Linked DNA regions of Homo sapiens: region 1 is linked to region 2. The links are chromatin contacts, found by Hi-C or POLR2A ChIA-PET in ENCODE. All regions are on one chromosome and are shown on one strand. Each heading gives the region's core, a stretch centred on a gene start or an enhancer-like site at or near the end of the contact. The rest is flanking DNA. Distances are from core to core; before and after follow the strand shown.

Region 1 (6,437 bases), core at 668-3,167, 1.1 Mb before region 2:
CTTGGCTTCCCAAAGTGCTGGGATTATAGGCGTGAGCCACCACCCCCAACCTCTAAAATTGATTTAAAAAAAAAAAATCTAAGCCTGCAAATCTAAAATTGATTTTATTAATGTAATATATATATAGCCTCCACAAACACAGGAAACAAAGGGGAAATTTCTTTTTAAACAGTACATTAACATTTTCATATAATATATTCAATATAGTTTTCAGCCTCCAGACCTTTTCATGTAAAGTACCTCTAAAGCAGAGGGTCCAGTTAATTTGAAAAAAATGGCTGGAAATACACTGATTTTCTTTACATTTTAGATACTCTGAGGTATGTTTTCTGTTGTGCATTTGTAGAGCTTGACATTGGACCAATTCTTTAAGTTAGGCACACTTCACCCCTGGCCATATCAATCAAGCATGCTACTTAAAAGTGTAAGTAACATGCTATTTTTAAAAAACCTCAAAACTGTGATTCATGTAGTTTAAAAAGTCAAATAATATAGTAAAAGACTTACCACAAAATACGGTGGGTTCACTCCCTACTCTCTGAGATTTCCCAACTCCAGAAGCAACTACTTTGAAATATTAACAGTTTATTGTGACATTTATTCATATTCATAATTATAAGTAATATGTGTAAACTATCGTTTGGGTTATCAAATTAGTTACTGTCTGTTGACTTTCTGTTCTGATAAATGAGGGTTTAGGGCCCTTTCCCTCTGCTTCTGCTCCCCCCATCCTTTCAATACAGTTATAATTTTTCATTGTATTACTATTTGATATTTATATTATGTCCAATCAATTATTTGCAGCTGAGCATACTAGTTACTATGACTATCTTTATGTTTCCAGTGGACTTTTTGTTTTTCCTGAAGTTAATACTTGCCTCGTTTTTATGTTTGCTTTATTTTCTTTGTGGCTGTTGCAGCACTGTGCTCATAACTGTTTAACAACTGCCAAGCTCCTATTTGAATTGTTTGCAGTTGTTTATGTTTTTGATTTCAAGTACCAGTGTGAGGTTACTGAGCAAGGAGTTGGGAGAAGATGCACATGGTTGGTTGGTCTGAGTTGGCTCTAGCATACCTCTGAGCTATTACTAACTTTCCCACATCTGCTTATAGCCCACATTGGGATTGTAGAGCAAGTTCTTCTCTTCTTCTGTTATTTTTTAAAAAATAATTTGCTCTGAAAAAGGACATATTTGTTCTGATTCTCAGGTTGAATCTCTTTTTTTGAACTTGTGAAAATTTTAATAGGCCTTGAGACTTCTCTGTGTATACTCGTACTTACAGAAGGAAGTCATTTTAGAGTTGAGGTGGATTCTGTGAGAGGTATACAGGGCCCTGTCCAGATTTGGGGGTTTTGGCTAGGGAAGAAAGGCAAAAGTTACCCATTCCCTGGTGGCATTTTGCTAAAGGAGGGATGAGGCATTGGCGAGAGGAATGGGGGCGTCTAATGGTGAAACTATGACGATCTCATGCCAGGTGTGTTCTTGCTAGGCTGACTGTCAGGTTTCTTTTTGAGTCTGGTTCTTTGACCTCATGGTCAGCTGGGGCCCTGCTTCCCTTCCCTAACTGGTATGACTACCTGTGTTTGGCTCTTCAGCAATGCCTGGCACCTTGCTTGCCAAGCAAGGTCTAGGGTAGCATATGTTGGCCTGTTGCTGGTGGAACCTTTTCATAGAGTTGAAAATTGGCTGCCTCTGGAAGCTGGGGCCTTGGCTTTGTCTCTAGGCCCTGATCCTCTGGCCCTGGGAAGTATTTGAGTCAGGTCAGCATTCCAGTTTCCTGCAGAAACTGGTGAGTGAGCCACCCTGTAGGCATCTCCAGGTTGACTGGGACAGTGCCATGATGACAAGTGTTAGAATCCCCCATGGCAATGCCCTGTTCTGGCTAACGTGCCATTGCCTTAAGTGTAGACTGGAGGAGCTGTGCGCTTCTTTCCCTTGCCCACAGTTGGCACTACTCTGAGCTTAGCAGCATTTCGAGGTCATTCTAGGGGTCTCATTTACTTTCTGGCCCAAGAGCTTTTCCTGCTCTTGCATTGGTTCCCGGCCAAGATCATACAATCCCTGTTCTGAATTTCCGGTTCATTGACAGCCTTCCCCTGACTCCCTTCACTGTTCAGAGCTGAAACATACTTTTTCTTTCTCTTTTAAAAATTTCCTTCACGCCAGGCGCGGTGGCTCACGCATGTAATCCCAGCACTTTGGGAGGCCAAGGTGGGCGGATTACTTGAGGTCAGGAGTTCGGGACCAGCCTGGCCAACATGGCAAAACCCTGTCTCTTCTAAAAATACAAAAATTAGCTGGGCGAAGTGGCACGTGCCTATAATTCCAGCTACTCGGGAGGCTAAGGCACGAGAATCGCTTGAATCCGGGAGGTGGAGGTTGCAGTGAGCTGAGATCACACCACTGCAGTCCAGTCTGGGCAACAGAATGAGACTCTGTCTCAAATAATAATAATAATAATAATAAAATAAAAATTATTATGGTCTGACAGTTGAGACTCCGCCAGCTCGGAATGCCCCCTTCTGATTGCTGGCCACCGTGTTGGTTTAATGGAAGGGTTGATGAAATTAGTAGTAGTTCAAAGCATAGCAGAGAAAGTTGTGGAAACACTTAGTTTCTTTTCAAAGTAAGGATGGAGAGGAAATTTGAAGGAGGAACTAATTGTTATTGTGTGTGGTGGTCTAGGCTTGCATCTTTGCATAACGTTTCTGGTTGTGAACTGAAGTTTAAGCTTCTGTAGAACAGTGTTTTCTCAAAGCCATGTCTCTAGACCTCCTGCAATGGAATTCTGAGCAAGGAGTGGCTGTTAAAAATGCAGGGTCTATTGAATTAGAATAGAATATCCAGAGGGACCTGGGAAATGGCATTTTATATCAGCACCTGCTGCCCTTGGTGATTCTGTGCCTGCTCAAATTTGAGAACCACTACTCAGGATCATTTGTTCTTGTTTTGGGCTGCTATTCCCCACAAAGTTTTGCTTAGTTATTTTTCTTTGGTTTTGCTTAAATTGCTCTCTGATGTAAAAATTGGTAAACTGCCCCTGCCAACCCTTCTAAATTTATTTCTGCCTGTTTTGCTTTAAACTCCAGGCTAATAATTATTAAATTTTAGGAGTTGCCTTTCATTTTTGGATTTCTAACTCTGAATTTTTAATTTTTCCCACAGAGCTGAGAAAACAGAAGTCCTTAGTGAAGATCTATTACAGGTAACAAAATATAGTCTCCTTTAAATGATCTGTTTAAAGGATGGAAAAAAATTCCTATGTGAGAATTGAGGCCTGTGGGCTTTTTTTTTTTTTTTTTTTAACCAGAAACAGAATAAAATTAATTAGTGTGATTTTGAGCAGGAAAGAAAACAGTTTTGTTGCATGATGATGAAAAGGGGATCTGAAACCCAGCTACCTGGGTTCGAATCTCACGTCTGCGCTGGTTAGCTTTGTGGCCTCAGGGATTTACTGAACTTCCCTGCGCCTCAGTTTCCACTTCTCTAAACTGAGGGAAAGGCCTTATCCACCTCACAGGTTGTTAGGAGGGTTTAATGAGTTAAGCAGGAACAGCACTGGGAACGGAGCCTGGCACGTGGTAAGTGCTAGATATTAGTGATCTATTATTATTACTGCCACTGCAAGCCACAGAGACTGTCTGTTTCTGACGTGAAACATCCCTTGATTTGCCCTGTGTTCTTCTGCCTTTTTTTCAGTCTCTGTTAGAGCAGTTGTGTGGCATTTCCCCAGGGGGCTGTGCATCCCAGCGGGGCAGAACCAGCATTTATTTGCTGTTGATTCTTGAATACCTTGCACAGGAACTCAGTAGACATGGGCCCTCTCAACGAATATTAAATGAGCACCTTCTGTTTCTGTGAAAGATAACGTCCCAGGCACTGGGAGAAATCAGTGAACAAAACAGATCCAGGCTTCTGTCCTTGTGGAGTTTACATTCTAGTGGAAATTGGAATCAAAATTAAATCATGGAATTTGTTCATTTTTTGCTTTTCTCTGGTGGCAAATGAATGTGGATTAGTTTTCTAATGTTTGAAAATCTGGTCATTGCAAGATTTGGGGAAGGTAATGTGGAATCTGCTCCTAAATCTCCCATTGCCTGCCAGCCCTGAGTCCTGGGGCTATGGGCTTGGATCTGAAGAAACGCTGCCCTTTTGAGAAAGAGGCACAGACCATCTCGATGCGTAAAATGGTTTGGGGTCAAATGTATTCTGTTTTGAATTTGTTGATTTATCTTTAAAATAGAAAGCATCCCAAAGGGCCTGCTCTCATTCTTCATGAGTCATCAGAATACACATTTTTGGCATTCCTTCCTGTAAAAAGCGGCTCTCTTTGCCATAAACAGCCATATTCTAGCAATAGTATTTTGGGAAGCTGCTTATGATGCGTGGGTCCCCTAAGTCAGTGTTTCTTATTGCTGACTGTCCATTCTGCTTTAGAGGTTTATTTAAAACACACACACACACACCCCAAACCCAATAAGGAATAATTTTGAAAACACAGATCTTGCAGTTAAATTGTGGAACGTTTATTTTGCTGCTTCTGTCTGATGTACATTGTGTGGAAGGCTCAGTTGCCATGAACTGGAGAGAGCTCTTTGGCATCTCTGGTTTTTTCCAGTTGGCAGTGGGTCTGGGCCCGGATCATTCATTTTCATTTCTGCCTGGTCCAACCTGGTGCTTTTCTGGTGCTGTAGTGTGTAAACTGACTGGCGCCACTCAGTGTGATAGCAAGGTGTAGCCAAGATCATCCCTTTTCCCTGCATGTAGATTCAGCCATGCTTTTCCTACCAGCATGCAGACACCACAAAAGAAAGAGGATGAATTTGTTCTCTTTTGTCTCTGCCTTGTCAGATTGAGAGACGCCTGGACACGGTGCGGTCAATATGCCACCATTCCCATAAGCGCTTGGTGGCATGTTTCCAGGGCCAGCATGGCACCGATGCCGAGAGGAGACACGTGAGTATCAGATGTGACTCAGACCCACAGTTCCTGCGTCTCTCTGAGGCTTTTCAACCCCTGGATTGGTTGGTTGTCCTAAGTGGCATCAGTGGATCAGCCTTTGGTGACTTCTATCACCAAGCACGCTCATGACACCTGCGTGACCATAGCATTCTTTTGTGTTTAAGACATCGCTGGGCTGGAAGCCCTCCTTACACGGAATCTTCTCCAGGTGCTTTTAAAAGCTCCACGATCATGTGTCATTGATAAGAGAATGGCTGTGTCGGTTATGCATCTTTTGCTGGCAGAAAGCGGAAAGCCTGTCTTAAATTGACATTGAAGTAGAAGTAATGTATTGGTTTGCTAACTGAAAAGTCCAGAGGTTGGGATGGACTTGAGGTCAGGGTTTATCTAACATTTTAGTAATGTAATGAAAAACCCAGTTTCTTTCCTTCTCTCTCCTGTGCCCTCAGTGTCTGCTTTGTCCCTAGACAGGCATCCTCATGATGGCAAGTTGGCTATTGGCAGCTTCTATGGGCTGCTTGTTCCTTGAGTGTGGCCAGTGGGAGTAGAGAGCCTCTCTCCCAGTAGTTCCCCTCCCCTCCCCTCTCGCCTCTTTTTCTTTTTTCTTTTCTTTTTGCTTCCCTTCCCTTTCCCCTTTCCCCTTTCCTTTCCCTTCTCTTCTCTTTCTTTTCTTTTCTTTCCTGACAGGGTCTCACTCCATGACCCAGGCTGTAGTGTGGTAGTACAGTCACAGCTCACTGCAGCCTCAAACTCCTGGGCTCAAGAGATCCTCCTGCTTCAGTCTCCCAAGCAGCTGAGACCACAGTACACACCACCATGCCTGGCTAATTTTTTAAATTTTTTTGTAGAGATGGGGATCTTGCTTTGTTACCTAGGCTGATGTAGAACTCCTGGCCTCAAGCAGTCCTCCCACCTGGGCCTTCCAAAGTGCTGGAATTACAGGCATGAGCCACCATACTTGGCCCCAGTAGTTTTTCTTGATGGAGTGAGAAAGCTGCTTTTTCCAAGCTCTTGGCAGATTGAAAGCGCGTTCCATTGCATTGATTTGTGTGGAGTTACATTCCCCGTTTTTGACTGTTTCTGTTCCACCCTAGTTACCATGGATAGGGGGTGAGGTGGGGTGAGGAGATGGGATGTGCCGATTGGTTTAAGTTAGTTTGGCCCAGACCTAGAGCATGGGCTGTGGTCCTACTCCTAGCTCATAGACTTTATCAAGGCCAGGGTAGATCCCTGAGAAAAATCAGGATACTAGTATAGAGAGGAAGAGGGATGGACTCTAGGAGAGCCATCCGGTGTCTTTTCCAAGGTCCACTTGTTCAGAGCGTTCAGTTCCTAGGTAGAGCCAGTGGAGCACAGCAGCCTTTGTTCATGAGGGAGTTCCATCCTTGCTTTTACAAGTCCCCAGCTTATGAGCATGCGGTAAACCTTAGACCCCATGCAACATTGAAGTGACAGTTTCGGTGACACACAGGG
Region 2 (6,623 bases), core at 3,083-5,582:
TGAAGAAATATAAAGTGCAGGGGCCATTTCTGAAAGTGATAAATGGATGTGGACCATGGCTACATTGGTTTTTTCAGCCTTCAGTTCACAAGGATAGGTCAGCAAAAGGCTGAGGTCAGTGTATAAGGAGATCTTCAGAAAACAAATCCGTAGGGGAAGATCTACATCTACCATTCTTTGGAGCCAGATCTCCCCTGTTTTATGTGTGATGGATGCTTTTAGCAACCAAGTTTATTCCAACTCCCAGCTGCAGGACTTGTCGCCAATTACTTGGAAAGAGATGAATAATTAAAGACTTCTCTCTAGAGGGACCAAGCAGAAGTGTTTGGCTAACAGGGAAAAGTTAGCAATAATAATCTCCCTGTGGCTCACAGCAGTTTGGTCTACTTCTAAGTCTGCTCAGAGATTCAAAGTCTACCCAAGATTGCACAAGTTGTGACCCTGAGCCTCAGTCTTCACATCCTTAAAGTGGGAATAATGAACTGTTTGGAAACACTTTGTTAGGCTTCAAGAGCTAAACCAATAATAAGGGAGTCTGTCATTCCCTTATGGCACTAAAGTGACACAGGACCCAGGACTTGATGAAAATAGACAACACAAACACAAACAACGAGCAAAGGATCAGTGTCTAGTAGATTGAAATAAAAATTATTACAAATCAATATGAAATTATAAAAAAGTGGGGAGGGAGACATTCATAGAAGATGAAATACAATTGTCCAATAAATATGTAAAAAGATGTTCAGTCTCACTAGTAAGAAGAGGTGGCTGGGAGTAGCGGCTCACGCCTGTAATCCCAGCACTTTGGGAGGCCGAGGCCGGTGGATCACCTGAGGTCAGGAGTTCAAGACCCACCTGGCCAACATGGCGAAACCCCGTCTCTACTAAAAATACAAAAAAAATCAGCCAGGTGAGGTGGCAGTAATCCCAGCTACTAAGGAGGCTAAGGCAGGAGAATCGCTTGAACCTGGGAGGCGGAGGTTGCAGTGAGCTGAGATCATGCCACGGCATTCCAGCCTGGGCGACAGAGTGAGACTCGGAAAGTAAGAAAGGAAAGAAAGGAAAGGAAATGAAGAAAGAAAAGAAAGAAAGAAAGAGAAAGAAAGAAAGAGAAAGAAAGAAAGAGAGAGAGAGAGAAGGAAGGAAGGAAGGAAGGAAGGAAGGAAGGAAGGAAGGAAGGAAGGAAGGAAGGGAAGGAAGGGAAGGAAGGGAAGGAAGGGAAGGAAGGGAAGGAAGAAAGGAAGGGGAAGGGAAGGGAAGAGAAGAGAAGAGAAGGGGACAGGAAAGGATCATTAAAATTAAATGCCATTTTTCTCCCATCAGATTGGCAAAAGTGTTAAGGCCTGATAATATCATGGTCTGGGAAAGATGCAGTGAGACGGAAACACACACTGCTGGTGGGAGTATACAGTGGTCCAGCTATTCTGGAGAACATTTGGCAAAACCTATTAAAAGCTGAATCGTGTATACCCCAGGGCTAAGCCATTATACTTCCGAGGAACACGAGAAACACTTGCATATTGATGAGATGTGTAGAAAGATGCTCATTGCCATGCTGTTTGTAATAGACACAACCCCTCCAAAAAAGAATCTAAATGTTCATCAACAGGGAAGTGGCCATATGCATGGGAGAAAGTTCAGACTTTGGAATGCTACAGAGTTCTATAAGAGACACCAAATTTACAAACAATAGGCTTCTGGGGAAGGTAGAGGGGACTAAATTGAGACGTCAAAAGAGTTAAAAGGTCTTCAATCTTATCTATGTTGTGTAATTTATCCTGATGAGATTGTACTTATGCATTTCTTATGAACTTAAATTTTTTAACACAGCAGGACAATGTCACTATATCATCTATGCTGGGTCACAAAATCTAGCTGACTCCAGAATCAGCAGAAGATACGTGTATGGGGATAAACATGGCCATAATGATTACCCCATGACTGAGGTTTCTACCTCCCCTGATGTTTTCTCTTTACTCTCAGAAAGAAACAGTCAACCAAGGCACACTTGGCTTTTGCCAGTCTAGTAACCTAGAGACCTAAAGGATTAATCCCTTCCCAGGGGCGATAATTAACATTTTCTAATGAAGGCAATTTACAATCAATCAAGTTAACAACTGCTGTTCTTATCCTACTTTCTTTCACTTAGGTGTGAAAAGACAGGAAGTACTTGAAGGGTGGGGTAGACTCAAAGGATAGAATCCCACAGGATCCCATAGAGCCCGGGGGCAATTTGACCAGGAAGGGGTTCTGAACTCCAGAAGAGGAGGATGGAGAGTGGAAACACAAAGACTAAAAGGCAGGCTCTAGCATGACATCCAGAGAGAGGCCTCCCTCTTCTGGGCTTAAGCCTACTCTCCCAGAACCTTCACTCAGCTCCTTGCATCCCAAAGGGCAGAGTCTAGGCTAAGCATAAAGGATCCAATCTATGCAATGGAGGGAAGTAAGTGTCCAACACAGAGGCACCTGATGAAATACAGCGACCAGCCCAAGAAGAGCCCCTTGGGGCTCTGTTTCTTACATTAGGAAATCTCAATTTCAGCCTGCACAACATGGCAAAACCCCATTTCTACAAAGATAGATATATATTTATATATAAAAATTTAAATATACATATACACACACACACACACACACACACACACACACACACACACACACACACACACATATATATATATATATATATATATATATATATATATATATATATATATATATGCCGGGCATTGTTGTACATGCCTGTAGTTCCAGCTGCCCTGGAGGCTGAGGTGGGAGGATCACCTGAGCCCAGGAGGTCAGGGTTGCAGTGAGGTGTGATTGTGCTACTGTACCTCAGTCTGAGTGACAGAATGAGATCCTGTCCAAAAAACAAACAAACAAACAAAAAACCACACACACACACACACACACACACACACAAACAAAACAGAAAATAAATCTTGATTTCTATTTCTTCCTCGTTCAATCTTGTGAGGTTGTGTGCAAAGGAAATTTACCCATTTCCTCTAGGTTTTCTAACTTGTGTGCATAGAGGTGTTCATAGTCATCCCTGAGGATCTCCTGTGTTTCTGTGGGATCAGTCATAATGTCAGCTTGGTCATTTCTGATTGTGCTTATTTGGATTGTGTCCTTTGCAGCAACATGGATGCAGCTGGAGGCCATTATCCTAAGCAAATTAATGCAGAAACAGAAAACCAAATACCACATGTTCTCACTTCGAAGTGGGAACTAAACATTGGGTACACAGGGGCATAAAGATGGAAACAACCGACACTAGGGACCCCAAGAGGGAGAGGGCATAGGGGAAGGGGGTCAAAAAACTACCTATCAGATGCTAGGTTCACTATGTGAGTGGCGCGACCAATAGAAACCCTAACCTTAGCATCACGCTCCATAACCACGTAACGAAACTGCACATGTACTCCCTTAATCTAAAATAATTTAAAAAAAACAAAAAAAGAAATCTCAGAGGCCCTGGTCGTGAGAAGCACCCAGCCTCCACTCAGGGATGGAGGGATACAGAAGCAAACTCCACCTTCCGTTTCCTGTTTGATCACAGCAACTCCCAATGCAGGTCTCTGCTATAAGAAGTAGATACAGGTTTTTTCTTTTCCATCACTTATCATAATCTAGAACGACCTCTTATTTTGTTTGTTTGTAATCTTGTTTATTATCTGTAGGTTACATGAGGAGCAAGGGCTATCTTGCCTATTGCTGTATCCCCAGTATACAGTAGGAGCTCAATAAATTTTTCTTTTCAAGATGAGTTCTCACTATACTGCCCTGGCTGGTCTCAAGATCCTGGGCTCAAGTGATCCTCCCGTCTCAGCTTCCCAAAAGACTGGGATTGCAGGCGTGAGCCACTGTGCCCGGCAATAAATATCTTTTCTTAATCTCGAAGGTGAGGATACTTCTAGCAATACAGCAATAAGCCTGAAACACAGTACCTGAGGGTGGGAGAGCTCACTGAGCAGAGATGGTGTTTAGGAAAGAAGTAGAAATGCCTCTACTTCGGAAGGGACCATTTCTGTTCCTAAAATAAATAAAATCATATGATTTTCCTAGGACTATTTTTTGTGGCTCTATGGGTTAAGAGTCAGAACCTTCATGTTAGTCGCCCTACAAAGGAACAAGGGAGATCCTTATTACTAAGTTTTGAAGTTTGACCTCAGCTTAGCTAAGATTTTACTCTGTACCCATTACTGACGGGCTGGTACAAAAATAAGAGCAGTAACTTCCTCTTTTATTTAAACAAAGAGAGAGAGAGAGAGAAATAACGTACTGAACTCTGAACTTCCTCTCTTTTAACCACAACTTACTACTGACTTTTACTTTGGTAAAAAGATTACCAAATCAGGCACATTCTTGGTGCTGATGGATAGTTTCTATCCAAAACTCTGCCTGGAACATTGTCTACTAATACCAATTTTAATATAGGAGCCAGTCCAGGAACCCTGATTGGAAGCGGACAAGACTGACTCCAGGCTGCCATAAAACTGCCCAGCTCAGCTTTGGGGCTGCTACAGTTACATTTACAGGATAGACACTTTCCATACGAAAATGAAACTGCATTCAAAATGCAATTCTATTTCGAGGCACAAATCCACAGCTAGATAGGGCAGAGGAGCTGGGACATCGGGTGCAGCAGCCTAAGTTTGGCCCCAAGCTCTGCCACTTAAGAGCTCTGTGACATTGTATTACAGGAAAGGAGTCCTGATCCAGACCCCAAGAAAGGGTTCTTGGATCTTGCACAAGAAAGAATTCAGGGTGAGTCCACAGTGCAAAGCAAAAGCAAGTTTATTAAGAAAGTAAAGTGGTGAAAGAACAGTTACTCCATAGACAGAGTAGGGGGTTCCTAAAAGTAAGAGAAGGAGCACGTCCACCCTAGGTAAAATATTCGTGTGTGTGTGTGTGTGTGTGTGTGTGTGTATGTGTATATATATGTATATATATACACATATATATGTATGTATATATACACATATATACGTATGTATGTATACACATATATACATATATATGCATGTGTATATATATACACATACACATGCATATATATGATTATATGATCATATATGTTATATATTATATAATCATATATATAAATCATATATATATGATTTTAAAAATCATGGAGAGATGTGTTCTGCTACAAGGGTTTGTGATAAAGGATTAATTTTCTTAATTACTCTGTTTTGCAATAATCAATATTATTATCCTTAAAGCAAAATTAGGAATGCCTTTGTTCTCAAGATATCGGGATAGCTGGACACTGCCAAGCCTGGCTCTGTTTAGTAAACATTATCAATCTGTTCCCTTAACTGTAGACATCTAGAGGCTAGGAATACCTTTCTTTCTGGGAATGCAGCCCAGCAAGTCCCGGTCTTATTTTCCTAGCCCTTACTCAAGATGGAGTCACTCTGGCTCAAGTGCCTCTGACAATTGGGGAAATGACTTCACCTCTCTGGGCGTTAGTTTTCCCATGTGTTAGACAGAAAAGAGTCTCGTTTCTGTTATGGGCAAGCAAGCTTCAGCTAGACCCAACCTTTCCATAGGTAACAAGTAAAAACTCTCAACGAAAAAAAAATTTTTTCCTGAAATTACTCGAAAGTGAACAAAAGAAAGCAGATTCTGCAGAGAGGTTGAAACTTGGAAGAAGGGAATGGTCATTTTACAGCTTTTCCCCTGAACGCAAGCTGCTGTCAGCTAAAACTTCAACATGAAGCCTCAAGTCTTTCTGGTGTACAGAACCAGAGGACAGGTTTCAGGTCACTCACGGCTTCTGGAAAGTGAGGAAGGAATTCCATAATAGAGACAGCCAAGAGAGAAGAGCCCCAAATTCTGTGTCTAAACCCCACCCAAATGTCTGGCTGACTCTTGAACCATGCATGCATGGGGCAGTCCCAAAGAAGACTCAAGGATAAAATAAAAAACAGAACTGACATCTGAGCTGGTGTCCCAGAGACAGTCTACTGTCCAACCAAGTCAATGGCCTACTAAAACAAAAACATCAATGCTTTTCAGAGAAATACGAATGAATCCAGAGTCTCCACAGCACAACACTTACAGTGTCCAGGATACAATCCAAAATTACCCGACATACAAAAAACCAGGAAGATAAGACACAATCTCAAGAGAAGCTAATCAACCAGGAAAAAAGGGGGAGGAGCAATGATTCAGAGTAGGTTGAGGCAATAACCTCAAATTGTGTGAGATACAATGCATTCTACTGGAAAGAACAGAAAACCCATCTTAAGACGTTTTAAGCAGTAAGAGAATTATCTAACAAAACAAAATTTCAAGAGATAGAGCTATATCAAGATTAGTGAATTCAGGGGCTCAAGGATATTGTGAAGGAGACAGATCCTCTCCCTCTTTTTACACTGCCATTTACAGCTTGCCAACCTTGTCCCTCATGGTCAAAACATAGCTGCCACAGCTCCAAGCACCACATGCAAATGTGACATGAAATACTTAAACACAAATCCTTTGTCCTATGTCCCCTTCCTTCCTGCTTTGCCCTGTGAGTATGTGATTCTGGGAGCTATCACAGCCTTCCTGGGACCAAGAAGGGAGACACTGATCACATTTTGAGGATGGCAGAGCAAATAACTGAGAGG

What was found. Hi-C counts contacts between places; a loop is a spot of excess contacts on that map. ChIA-PET counts read pairs that join two places held with the same protein, here RNA polymerase II (POLR2A). Pooled maps may share reads with other maps.
Region 1: a loop to region 2 is called in a pooled map, with 1.9 times the contacts of the local background. The contact joins two enhancer-like sites. A Hi-C loop is called at or near these places in 1 of 37 single-sample maps with no recorded cell type and 2 of 50 pooled maps. POLR2A ChIA-PET finds 5 or more read pairs at or near these places in 1 of 52 experiments (OCI-LY7).

What each region holds. Positions count from the first base shown.
Region 1 is chr16:24,975,736-24,982,172 of GRCh38, reverse strand. ARHGAP17 (Rho GTPase activating protein 17) reads left to right here. Exons shown (of 20, transcript NM_001006634.3): 2 at 3,168-3,207; 3 at 4,854-4,958. Among named protein-coding and RNA genes, the nearest start is that of ARHGAP17, 36 kb to the left of the region's middle. Within about 2 kb of position 1,917, at least 12 of the 41 ENCODE cell types and tissues checked have a DNase peak (open chromatin) inside an H3K27ac peak, as active enhancers do; they include OCI-LY7, where a contact is called at or near this core.
Region 2 is chr16:23,861,565-23,868,187 of GRCh38, reverse strand. The region is part of intron 2 of PRKCB (protein kinase C beta); the gene reads right to left. Among named protein-coding and RNA genes, the nearest start is that of PRKCB, 29 kb to the right of the region's middle. RefSeq lists an enhancer at 1,782-2,428. Within about 2 kb of position 4,332, at least 7 of the 41 ENCODE cell types and tissues checked have a DNase peak (open chromatin) inside an H3K27ac peak, as active enhancers do; they include OCI-LY7, where a contact is called at or near this core.